Regions from separate parts of the Homo sapiens genome. Here region 1 is linked to region 2. A link is an interaction called in ENCODE POLR2A ChIA-PET data of the cell type or tissue named here. Cell type or tissue: OCI-LY7. All regions are shown on one strand. Each heading gives the region's core, and the rest is flanking DNA. Links, peaks and the distances in the headings are about the cores only.

Region 1 (6,317 bases), core at 1,022-5,021, 150 kb before region 2:
ACTCCTGACCTCAGGTGATCCGCCCGCTTTGGCCTCCCAAAGTGCTGGGATTACAGGCGTGAGCTGCTGTGCCCAGCCAACTTTACCAATTTTTTTCAAAATTCAGGCAATCATGCAGGAAAATTATCACCTTCAAAAGAAGTCAAACTAGAAACTGTATGACTACTTTAAAAAGGCAATTGCTTAAAATACTTAGAAACTTTTTTTTTTTTGAGACAGAGTTTTGCTCTTGTTGCCCAGGCTGCAGTGCAATGGCGCGATCTTGGCTCACCACAATCTCTGCCTCCCGGGTTCAAGCAATTCTCCTGCTTCGGCCTCCAGAGTAGCTGCGATTACAGGCATGTGCCTCCATGCCCGGCTAATTATGTATTTTTAGTAGAGTCGGGATTTCTACATGTTGGTCAGGCTGGTCTTGAACTCCCGACCTCAGGTGATCTACCCACCTCGGCCTCCCAAAGCGCTGGGATAACACGTGCGAGCCACCAAGCCCAGCCGAAACTTATTTTTAAAACTTTACAATTACCATATTACTCTCGTTACTGAGCAAATTTTGATGGCTTTGCCAAAAAAAAAAAAATCATGAGCAGCTAAACTAGCCAAATGTAAGAAATGTAGGCATTTGAGACTGACACACATACAAGGAACAAAAAAGAGACAGCATCAACAGTGTTGTACTAAAAATGCTATTACACTTATAAAATGATGCTGTCTAGGTACGGTGGCTCATGCCTGTATTCTCAGCTACTTGGGAAGCTGAGGTGGGAGGATCACGCTTGAGTCCAGGAGTTCAAGACCAGCTTGGACAACACAGTGAGACCCTGTCTCAAAAAAAAAGAAAAAAAAAAAGAAAAGAAAAGAAAATATGTCTATTTTTTTTTTCTTTGAGACAGAGTCTCGCTCTATGGGCAGGCTGGAGTGCAGTGGCGCGATTTAGGCTCACTGCAACCTCCCCCTCCCGGATTCAAGCAATTCTACTGCCTCCGCCTCCCGAATAGCTGAGACCGCAGGTGTGTGCCACCATGCCCAGCTAATTTTTGTTTGTTTAGTAGAGACAGAGTTTCACCATATTGGCCAGGATGGTCTCGATCTCTTGATCTTGTGATCTGCCTGCCTTGGCCTCCCAAAGTGCTGGGATTACAGGGGTGAGCCACTGTACCTGGCCGATGTCTATATTTAAACGAATCCATCCTGTCATTTGTTTAGTTTTATTTTTTATTTTTTTGAGATGGAGTCTTATTGTTGCCCAGGCTGGAGTGCAATGGTGCGATCTCGGCTCACTGCAAGCTCCAAACTCCCGGGTTTATGCCATTCTCCTGCCTCAGCCTCCTGAGTAGCTGGGACTACAGGCACCCGCCACCACGCCCAGCTAATTTTTTGTATTTTTAGTAGAGACAGGGTTTCACCATGTTGGCCAGGATGGTCTCGATCTCTTGATTTTGTGATCCGCCCACCTCGGCCTCCCAAAGTGCTGGGATTACAGGCGTAAGCCACCATGCCCAGCCATCCTCTCGTTTATTTAATGGATGGAATAGAAGAGGACAAAGGTTCATAAACTGTGCTCAGGTATATTAACCCAATGTTTAGAAGAGAGTGTTACATAAATAGGTTCACATTTAATTCAGGAATTCATAAAATCTCTGCAATAAAAATATATCCTAAAGCACAAAGGATAAAAGAAGAAAAGAATGCTGCCTAAGATAGGTGAAAAAACACCTCACAATCTGGATTTAAATAATGACTATAGTCAAAAGTCCAGACATTTTCAATTCAGAGGACAAGAAATCTGTGTTTCTAACAGTTTACCTAGTATACTATGATTAACAACCAGGGTTTATTTAACTAAACTAGTTGTGGGGAGAGGAGAAGTTTTCAATAGTATGATTTACTAAGAAATTAACTGCCTGCTCCTCTGGTATGTGCTCAAGGTCTCTAATATTGCTTCTTAATAGCACTTACTACTCTTGTGATTAAAAAATGTGAAAGAAGCTGTTCAATGTCTGTCTTCACTTCCAGACTATAAATGCTAGAAAAACAGGGACCGCCTCTGCTTTGTTTATTGAACACCCCAATTATCCAGTAAAATGCCTTGGCACATAGTAGGCAATTACTAAATATTGTTCAGTGACAGTACTGGCAAGGGTGTGGGGGGAAATAGAAACTCTAATCGTTGAGTGAAAACTGATAAAACCCTTTCAAAGTACACTGAATACACATTTTGGCCTAATGCTTGATGGCCAAGATTTTTAAAATATTCAACTGACGCCAAAGCTGAATCCAAATATTACCATCACAGAATGACCTTCTAAGATCAAAAATTATGATTAAATATTCTTAAATATTAAGAAAATATTAAATTAGATTCAATTTATTAAGTTATAATTTTATTAATAATTTTAATGGTCAATTTGTTCAATCTTGTGAATGGTAGAACACATATAATTCTATAATGAACAGATAAAATTTAATCCCTATTAATCTGCCTAGTATTATTATTTAAAATTTTACAAAATTTATTAGCTCAAAAAGGCTCTACTCCAACACATATATGGACAACTGGCTTTTGACAAAAGTGCAAAGGCAATTCAGTGTAGAAAGCATATTGTCTTTTCAACAAGTGGTGGTAGAACCAACGTATACATAAAATGCAAAAAAAAAAAAAAACCCGTAACTATATAGAAAAATCTAAAAATGGATGGTAGACCTAAATGTAAAACCTAAAACTATAAAACTTCCTTTGTGACCTTGGATTTGACATAACGCTAAAAGCACAATCCACAAAAGAATAAAATGGTAAACTGGACTTCAAATCTCTGCTCATCAAAAAACATTGTTAGAACAAAAAGACAAGGTAAAGACTGGGAGAAAATATTTACAGACATAAACCTGACAAAGAACTTATATCCAGAATCTACAAAGATCAAAACTCAATAATAGGAAAACTCAATTAAAACAGGCAAAAGATTTGAACATTCACTTAACCAAGGAAGATAGATGGCAAAGTACATGAAAAGATGCTTAAGCTCATTAGTCACTAGGAAAATGCAAGTTAAAACCACAATGAAATGCCATTCCACAGCTATCAGAATGGCTAAAAGTTTAAAAGACTGACAAAGGAAGTGTTGGTAAGGATGTAGAACAACTAACACACTCACATATTGCTAGTAGAACTGTAAAATGGTACAACCACTTTGGAAAACAGTTTGGCAGTTTCTTAGAAAGTTAAAATTACACTTACCATATGATTCAGCCATTCTACTCCTTGGTATTTCCCCATGAGAAAGCTTATGTCCAAAGACTTACATGAATGTTCATAGGACCTTTATTCATAATGGCCAAAAAGTGGAAAGACAGCACAAATATCCAGCAATGGGTGAATGGATAAACAAACTATGGTATATCCATAAAATGGAATAATAGTCAGCAAGGAAAATATGAATCATCGATACATGTAATGCAAACTAACTATAATGATAGAAAATAGATCAGTGGATGGTTAAGGACAGGAGGTGGGGAGGTATGGAAGGACAGGATTAAAAAGAGGAACAAAGAAACTTCTCTTGGGTGTGATGGATATGTTCACTATATTGATTACAGTGCTGGCTTCATGTGTGTATACATATATTAAAACTTATCCAACTGTATACTTTATGTGCAGATATGTCAATTATATATCAATAAAATTATTTTTTAAAAAGCACAAGTTATTGCCAGCATGACTCCTATAAAGGCATGCTTCCACAGGACACATGTTCACTTTTGCTTTTATTTGTTGACTAATAGAGTATTTCTTTTCTTTTCTTTTTTTGAGACAGAGTCTCACTCTATCGCCAGGCTGGAGTGCAGTGGGTGTGATCTCAGCTCACTGCAACCTCTGCCTCCTAGGTTCAAGTGATTCTCCTCCCTCAGCCTCCTGAGTAGCTGGGACTACAGGTGCACACCACCACGCCCAGCTAATTTTTGTATTTTCAGTAGAGATGGGGTTTCACCATGTTGGCCAGGATGGTCTCAATCTCTTGACCTCGTGATCCACCCACCTTGGCCTCCCAAAGTGCTGGGATTACAGGCGTGAGCCACCAGGCCCAGCCAACTAATATAGTATTTCTAAAGGACTATTTGACCTATGCAAATTTGTTAAGAGAATTTTAACCCTAGAAACAGCATAGGGGCAACAGATGAAAACTTAGCCAAACCAGTTTTTTGTCTGTCTATTTAGAATAAATATATGTGGCTCTGGATAAGGCTGTGTGGGCACTCTCTGGTCCTGCCAAGTTTAACTAATTCTGGGAATTTCCACAGTCACTTAATAGCTCAGGAGTGTAGAAGTCAGATATGCCTCTTAAGTACTTTATTCATCTATATTTTCAGAATGGGGCTAATGGCATATCAGCTTACAATATGTTGAATGAGAATTTAGGAAAATATTAACTCCATCTTGAACACACTTTCGTGCCATGAGGCATAGAAGGGTTTGTTGTCCAAGACTCAGATTAAGCTCTAATAATTTGGACATCAAAGTTGATATGGCTCAATGGCTCATTTGGAGGGTGGAGGTATAGGGAAAGTTATTTTCTGTTGCTTTATACTACTCTGAGGTAGAATTAGCTCACAATAAATAACTGTTTCTGACAGCCTGTTTATCTCTATTTACAGCTACTTTCCAAGCTGTCCCTATACCCAGTAGAGTACCTTAGGGAGAATGAGGTGATATTTAAAACACACACACACGCCCCACTGTACAATAAGCAGGTACTACAGGGCCATATTCAGGCACTGCAGGTATACTACGTTGGGACCTGAGAAGATTCTGTATTTTAAGTGTCTATTTTGGATCACATTGAAGAGTTTGGTGTCAGTCAATCTGCTTCTTAGATTCATAGAGATACTTTTTCCTTTCTTGAACAAGTGAAATATTGGGCACTGAAACCAAGTGTGTTATATTCAAAATAATTTGTGGATTTTATAACTCATCTAAATAAAGCTCCTCGCTACCTCATTTTGCATTACCTACGACTAGGACTCACGGATTATCAAAAACTCACTTTTCACAAGAAAGGACCCAGCTATTCCTCTATTTAGCTAGCTACCACACTCTTAATGTTCAAATGCAATCTGATTCACTATTTAACTATTTGAACACTCTTACATAATTGCTTTGGTACATAAAATCAGCAACTTCACAATTATTAACAATTACAGCATTTTACTTTTTCAACAATATCTATTCAAACTTCGATTGATAGAATTTCAATGTATAAATCACATTAAGGAGTATTTCAAGTTATATCTAAAATACTTACTGTTATTTGAAAGTAGTAAGTCCAAAGGTCACACCTCTCATACTGACATTGTTACATTAATTCCATATGATAGTAACTTAAGCTATTACATGATGGTAGATCACACACAATTCAGGGATGCTAGAAATGTTAAAAGCACACCTTCCAAAGACCCAAGCTAAATGGCAGATTTTGGCAAATTACTAAGGACAAAGGTGAACTTCTGAACATCCCTAAATTGGAGAGCAATTTGGCAGTGCCCACCAAAATTCAAATTGTACTTACCTTTGACATGGCTAGTCCATTTCTAGGAATTTATTGTAGATGTACAAAATGTTCTATTAACAAAATATTAACTATAGCACTGTTTCTTAAGCAAAAGATTGGAATGTCCATTAATATGGAGGCTGGTTAAATACCTTGTAATACTATGACAGGCTACATGTTTAGCGGTATTATGGCAGCAATCTCTGGAAAGTGACTCCCTGGGCTCTAATCCTGAGCCCTACCACTTATAAACTGTGTGACTGTTGGACATTTAATCATCCCGTGCCTAGTTTTCCTCATTTGTTAAATATAGAAAAATAGTGCCTATCTCATAGGTTGTTATGAGGCTTCCATGAGTTAATAAAACTAAAGTATTAAGAAAGCATTTGGATCAGGAGTAAGCTCTCAATAAATGTTACATATGATGATGAGGGTATATTAATACAATTGAATACTAAACTATCATTAAAAAGAATGAGGCAGTTTTAACTGTATCAATGTGAAAAGATCTCCAACGTAATACTCAAGCGAAAAATGTAAGGTCCAGAATAATACGAAGAGGTGCTACCATTTGTGGATAAATATATGGGGGAAGAAAAGAATAAGGATGAGGGGAGAGAAAACACACTTGTATGAATATATAAATTTTACCATATTTGTACATGTATTACCCATTCAACTGAATTAAAAATATTGTTGGATGAGTAAATGAATGTTAAAACAACTGAGCCAAGTAAAACTATTATATATTGCACCTAATTGACTGAGCAAATA
Region 2 (6,249 bases), core at 2,108-6,107:
TCGCTTGAACCCGGGAGGTGGAGGTTGCGGTGAGCTGAGATCATGCCACTGCACTCCAGCCTGGTGACAGAGTCTCACAAACAAACAAAAAAACTAAATAACTAAGTAAAAGTGTGCCATGAGTGGGCCAATGATGAAAGTGTGTCATGAGATGAAATTGTGTCATGAGATGAAATTGTGTCATGAACTGAGGATTTTGGTTAATCCAAACCCGTTCACTTGATTGTTGTTTGTTTATTGGACCTAGGGGGGCACTTTTCGAGAGCCAGGTGGAAGAAGGTGGGGGACGCACCACTCCAAGGACGGTGACCATGATGACCACAGCAAAGGAGGCATAGGCAGAGTAGGCGCTGGCATTGATGTCTGGGTGGCGGGTCTGATAGAGCTTCAGCATGCACAGGCCAGCGATCATGTACATGAAGGAGGTGTCTGAGGACCCAAAGGAGGAGCCAGATGATCAGGATTCAGTAGGTGACAGACAGATGATATTTTCTAGATTTTTCTTCAGACTCTGAGTACCCCTCACTTCAATCCATGGACTATTTTCTACCCGCAGGCTGTGTGGAGACCTCTAACATGTCAGCCTCTTGGCACATTCTCTAGGAGACCGCACGTACTCCACTTCTAAACCTCTCTAAGGCTGCCCTTTAGTTCACAGAAGAAAAACATCTGATATAATAAATAAATAACTCCTCTTTCACAGAAGGAGTGTCTGATATGATAAACAAACAACTACCCCCACTTGCGTTTTAGATGCTGGTGTTCAACAATTATAACAAAAGAATTCCTAATGGTGATAATGTAGGCAGTGTGACCATAAAATGAGCCCCAGATGGGTGTGGGAGGTCGTTCTCAGCACCCTAAAATATAATCACATTGATTACTGCACATTTATAGCTTTATAGCCTAGTGATGGAAAATAGCTAGAAATAAAATGGAGCTTACTGCATTACAATTGTGGACATGCAAATTAAGATAACAATGCAATGCCTCCATTTTACTCAAAAACTTGATAAAAACTTTAAGTGTCTGACAGTAATAAACGTTAGTGATGATCTGGGGAATGGGAAGTCTCACACAGCTATTGGGAATGGGAATTAATGCTCTGGAGAGAAATTTGTCAGTTTTTGGTAAAATAGAAGGTGCACAAACCAAGTAACTGAAAAATTCTACTTCTAGGTATCCCAAGGAACCTCTCTCACATACATACAAAGAGACATATAGAAGGATGATCACTGCAGTGTTATCTATAATAGCAAAATACAGGCAACATTTAAATGCTGTTCAATAGAGGAATTGATAAATGTGATACTTTTTGTTATATAATATGACAACCCTTAAAAATGAATGCACTACATGTCCTTGATATAATATTGATAAATCTTGAAAACATATTCTTGAATGAAAAAAGGCTGCAGAACACAGAATGATAAACTACTATTAATTTGCTACAAATGTAGAAAAATTATAAAAACAAACCGGGAAGGTAAATATAAAATTAATCATGGTTATTGCCTTTAGGGGAGGAAGGAGGAGATTAAGTTTGAAAGTGCGTCAAAACAGGACCTCAACTTTATCACAGTGCTTTATTCTTTAAAAAGTAGATCTAGGCAAATATTTAAAAATGTTGACATTTGTTCATTCTGAGTGGTGAATGATATCATTCTCTGCAGTTTTCTCTATTGAAAATGTTTCCTAATTAAAAAAATTAAATGCGACAGAGTTCTGTGGTGCTCAGAGTTAACACCAGAAGCCAGAGCACAAACATTAAACGACCGTTTAAAAAATCCTCATCCTTGAGAGTGGAGGACATCGTTACTTGCTAGACAGCATCAGCTTTTCCTTTCTTCCTTCTTAATAACATCTCAATATTAACTCAATGTCTACCCGCTTTCAATTCAGAAATGCACACTGTCTCAGCCCCTTTGCTTCAGGAAAGCTAATCCCACCTTTGGCTCCAGGGACAGGGCTGATTGGTCTAAAGATAGTCCCACCTTTTTTGCTGATTGGTGAAGCAACCTGGGTCTGAGCTAACCAGCGCTTAGAGAATGATTCAAAAATGGGCTCATGGGGCCGGGTGTGGTGGCTCACGCCTGTAATCCCAGCACTTTGGGAGGCAGAGGCAGGAGGATCGCCTGAGGTTAGGAGTTTGAGACCAGCCCGGCCAACATGGTGAAACCCCATCTCTACCAAAAAAAATACAAAAATTAGCTGGGCGTGGTGGTGCGCACCAGTAGTCCCAGCTACTGGGGAGGCTGAGGGATGAGGATCACTTGAACCCCTGAGGCAGAGATTGCAGTGAGCTCAGATCATGCCACTGCACTCCAGCCTGGGCGACAGAGCCAGATTCTGTCAAAAAAAAAAAAAAAAAAAAAAAAGAATGGGCTCATGACTGTATAAGCTACTGAGATGTGAAAGGATATTATCTGTGGCTTTCTCAAAAAACAACTTCCTTGCTCTTAATTGAAGGCTTCTGGAACCCAGCTTGCCGCCTCCTCTGGAATTGTTGGGTGGAACTACGAAGCCAGGGGCTGCTATAGTTACTTTTGCCACCAGCAGGGAAGATAGCCTGATGATAAAACCAACATACAGGCTGGGTACAATCAAAGGGATCACAGAGAAATGAAGGCAGAGTCACCAGATAAATCAACCACAAGCCCTTTCTACATCTGGATGTCCTTATTATTCAATCCAGCATAAATTGGGTTCTCCATAACTTTCATCCCAAAGCAGTCTAACTGCTCAATTAGGTCATGCTCTGTGTGGAGGTCCTCTCTGATCTCTTCAGCTCACATAAAATGCCATTTGATCTTTGCAAGCATGACTTTGGCATTTTTGGGGAGGGTTCCAGGATAAGACTGACGATTCAAATCTGTATAGTAGATATAAGTTCTAATTACCGAATTGGAAGTTGGAATAATTAGGGCAGACATGGTAGCAAGCACTGAGCACCCCTTCCATCATCAATGCAATGCCCATAGCGTAGAAGAGACCAAAGTGTTTGGGAATCCCGTACTCCTGAAAAAGGAGAAAGGGTGGTCAATAGATACTAAATAGTGCCATATCCACCAAGTCACTAATCTGGAAGCACATGCTTCTGGCCTCATGTAGTTTATTACACATAATAAATCATCACACCATTAAGCCAGATGTCCCACCCCTTTGCAGATCCTGTTTGGATCCATAACCCTTCCTAGCTCCTACCCACTCTTTCCTCACCACAGCAAAGATGTCCTTGGCTTCCAGGGCTCTCCGATGGAGGATGTCGCGGCGCAAGACTATCAGCAGGAAGAGGAAGCCCAGAAGCACGTGGCCCAGATTGCTGAGAATGTTGTTGAAGGCACTACAGGGATGAGTGAGAGACCATGAGAGAGTCAAGACCATCAAAGGGACCCAGAGAATACATGATGCATGAAGGAATGAATGAATTCAGCATGAATGTTTTCCATTAACCTTTCCATAAGGTTTCAAGATCAGAAAAGTATTAGAAATCCTCTTTAACCTAACTCCTTCATTTTATGATGCTTACTTAGCCTGTGACAACGTGACTGTTTCCTCTCAAGGGTGCCTGCTTGGCTTCCTAACACCCTCCCATCCTCTCTTATCCCAGTGGCGTTTGTATAGTATGAATCCTGGGAAAGACAGCTGCTTCAAAGACAGGCAAGTGTTTCAGCTACACCGTGAGAGTGAGTTCTCACAGGTGGACCCGTGTGTGTCAATGTTCAGCTCTCTAATTGTGAATTTCAGGTAAGTGTCAGCCAATCATAGCCAGCAGCTTTATTTGAGGAAACGAACGCTGGTTCAGCTCTGGAGCAAGAGGCTAGACTCCCAACTCCCAGGCAATGCTTCTTCCACGTCACCAAGTTCTGGTGGCTAGAGCATGGCCTGGGAGGCCACAGGGCTGGGTTTGCGTCCTGCACTACTTAGCAGCTGAGGGACCTTCAGCAAATCCTCACCTGCCTTCATCTAAAAATAGGGATCATAGTAATGTCTATCTCACGAGGTTGTTTAATGGATCGAATGAGACAATAGGTTGCCAGCTCATGCCTGTGAACAAATGCCACCAGAGCTAGAGATCTGACATTTTAAAAAATGTCACTGCCCTCATCTCAGCAGGCAGTATGCTAAGGAATGTTTCCTGAGAACCACATACAGGAACGGGAGGAGCATACCTGGTCTCAACTTCTTGGTTTAGTTCCTTTTTACCCTTGAATAGGGTCGTTTTCCACAGTTGTTTTTAGTATTTTTAAAAACCGAAATCACAACATTAGACAGAAAGGCATCTCTAAATGCCTCATGGGCAACCAGAGGACTGGGTTTACCTCAGGACGCCCAAGGGGTGAGCACAGAGGAAGTTGTAGTAACAGATGTCCTGGTTGCCAGTGACATTTACCACCTGTAAAATCAAGAGTGAGAAGAGGAAATGTGGTTTTCCTCCGTCCTCTGAGCCCCAGCAGGAACACAAAGAGCAGACAGGGCTCACGGAGATGCACTGTCACTAGTTTACAATGTAACCAGTGCTCCTCTGCACAGATGGGCCATTATCTGCCACCTTACACAGCACAGGCACTTTTTTTACAAAAAAGTTACCATCTTGCTTTGAATGGGAATATTCTGTGTACCCTCTTATGCAGCCCCAAGGTGGAATTCATCCAATTGCATTTCCTTTGTTATGATAAAAGGACTACGAAAGAATGCGAACATTGGGGCCTTTCAGGACTGTCACACTATGTCTTATTTTCTAGGTTACTGCAGAGGGGATATAGAGCTGTCCCATCCTCTGGGTAGAAATGGTAAACATGAGGCAGGTAGACACGAGGAGATGTGTGTTCAGCTTTCCCTATTTATCACCATCTCTGTCAAGAACTTTCCCAAACCACAGTCCAGGTGTATCTTCTGACAGTCCCCCAAAGTATGCAGAGAAGATTTAGATTATAAACAGTGGTGCTCAAACCTCATGAAGTCCTTTTTCTCACTGCATAATAAGTATGCAATTGACTAAATATTATTAGATCATTAACACACAAACTTGGCTGTATGTTGGAATCACTGGGGGTTTAAACACTACAGATGCCTGGCCCCACCCTCAGGGACTCTGATCTAATTGGGACGGGGTACAGCCTGGACACTGGGATTTGTAAAAGCTTCCCAGGTGACCTTAATGCAGAGCAAAGTCTGAGGGCCACTGCATTAGAAGCAACTTCAGCTTTTTGCTATTGTAAATGGGCTTTCTACTGTGTAATAAATTCTATAGAAGGCCATATAAGTGACCTTGGCCTAGGATTCTATGGAGGAATGAGGATTCTCAAACTACTTTCATATTATTTTTGCTTAAAAAATGCTTGTTTTTATTTTACATTTTCCTTTTACTGTAATATTTTGTTAGTTTCATGAAGCTTTTTTTTTTTCTTTTTTTTCCTTTTTTTGTTCTTGAGACACGGTCTCACTCTGTCACTCAGGCTGGAGTGCAGTGGCTCAGTGTCAGCTTACTGCAATCTACACCTCCACAGGCTCAAGCAATCCTCCCACTTCAGCCTCCCGAGTAGCTGGGACCACAGGTGTGTGCCACCACTCAGCTAATTTTTTTGTATTTTTGGTAGAGTCAGGGTTTCGCCATGTTGCCCAGGCTGGTCTCAAACTCCTGAGCTCAGGCAATCCACCTGCCTAGGCCTCCCAAAGTTCTGGGATTACAGATGTGAGCCACCGTGCCCAGCCACAAAGCTGTTTTTAATTTTACAAAAAAAATTTACCTTCAATGGGAAGGCACAGGCTAGATTAGCTATCAGGTTCCTTTGTTTTAGTCTGGAACTTTATTTACTCTACTCATTGTCCCATAATGATCAGAAAGCTCAGAGTGTTAAGTAACAGATGCAGTGGATAGATATCATGACTGAATAAGCACAGGGTAATACTTTCAGACTGGTAGACAAAATAATACAAGAGATTGCAGCTCCCTTTGTGATAAAACAATTGGGAACTAGATTGAAAGGTCAGTTAAAGATGAAGCAATGGGCTGGGTGTGGTGGCTCATGCCTGTAATCCCAGTACTTTGGGAGGCTGAAGCAGGCGGATCACCTGAGGTTAGGAGTTTGAGACCAGCCTGGTCAACATGGTGAAACCCCACCTCTACTAAAAATACACAAAAAATTAGCTGGGCATGGTGGCACATGCCTGTAATCCCAGCTACTCGGGAGGCTGAGGCAGGAGAATTGCTTTAATCCAGGAGGCAGAGGTTGCAGTGAGCCGACA

What was found. Peaks named below come from ENCODE experiments on the same cell type or tissue, not always from the same donor. Only the 100,000 strongest peaks of a DNase experiment are listed, where the experiment ranks them.
Region 1: POLR2A ChIA-PET joins it to region 2 with 7 read pairs; 2 of 35 experiments call an interaction of 5 or more read pairs at or near these places.

The regions. Positions count from the first base shown.
Region 1 is chr3:113,755,632-113,761,948 of GRCh38, reverse strand. All of the region lies in intron 1 of ATP6V1A (ATPase H+ transporting V1 subunit A), which reads right to left. Among named protein-coding and RNA genes, the nearest start is that of ATP6V1A, 12 kb to the right of the region's middle. In OCI-LY7, for the core only: no CTCF peak of the experiment used is centred there; no DNase peak of the experiment used is centred there.
Region 2 is chr3:113,605,188-113,611,436 of GRCh38, reverse strand. It overlaps SIDT1 (SID1 transmembrane family member 1), which reads right to left. Exons shown (of 25, transcript NM_017699.3): 15 at 4,323-4,396; 16 at 3,220-3,343; 17 at 2,901-3,018; 18 at 293-429. Among named protein-coding and RNA genes, the nearest start is that of MIR4446, 13 kb to the right of the region's middle. In OCI-LY7, for the core only: no CTCF peak of the experiment used is centred there; a DNase peak (open chromatin) is centred at 4,406; H3K27ac peaks cover 1,007 bases.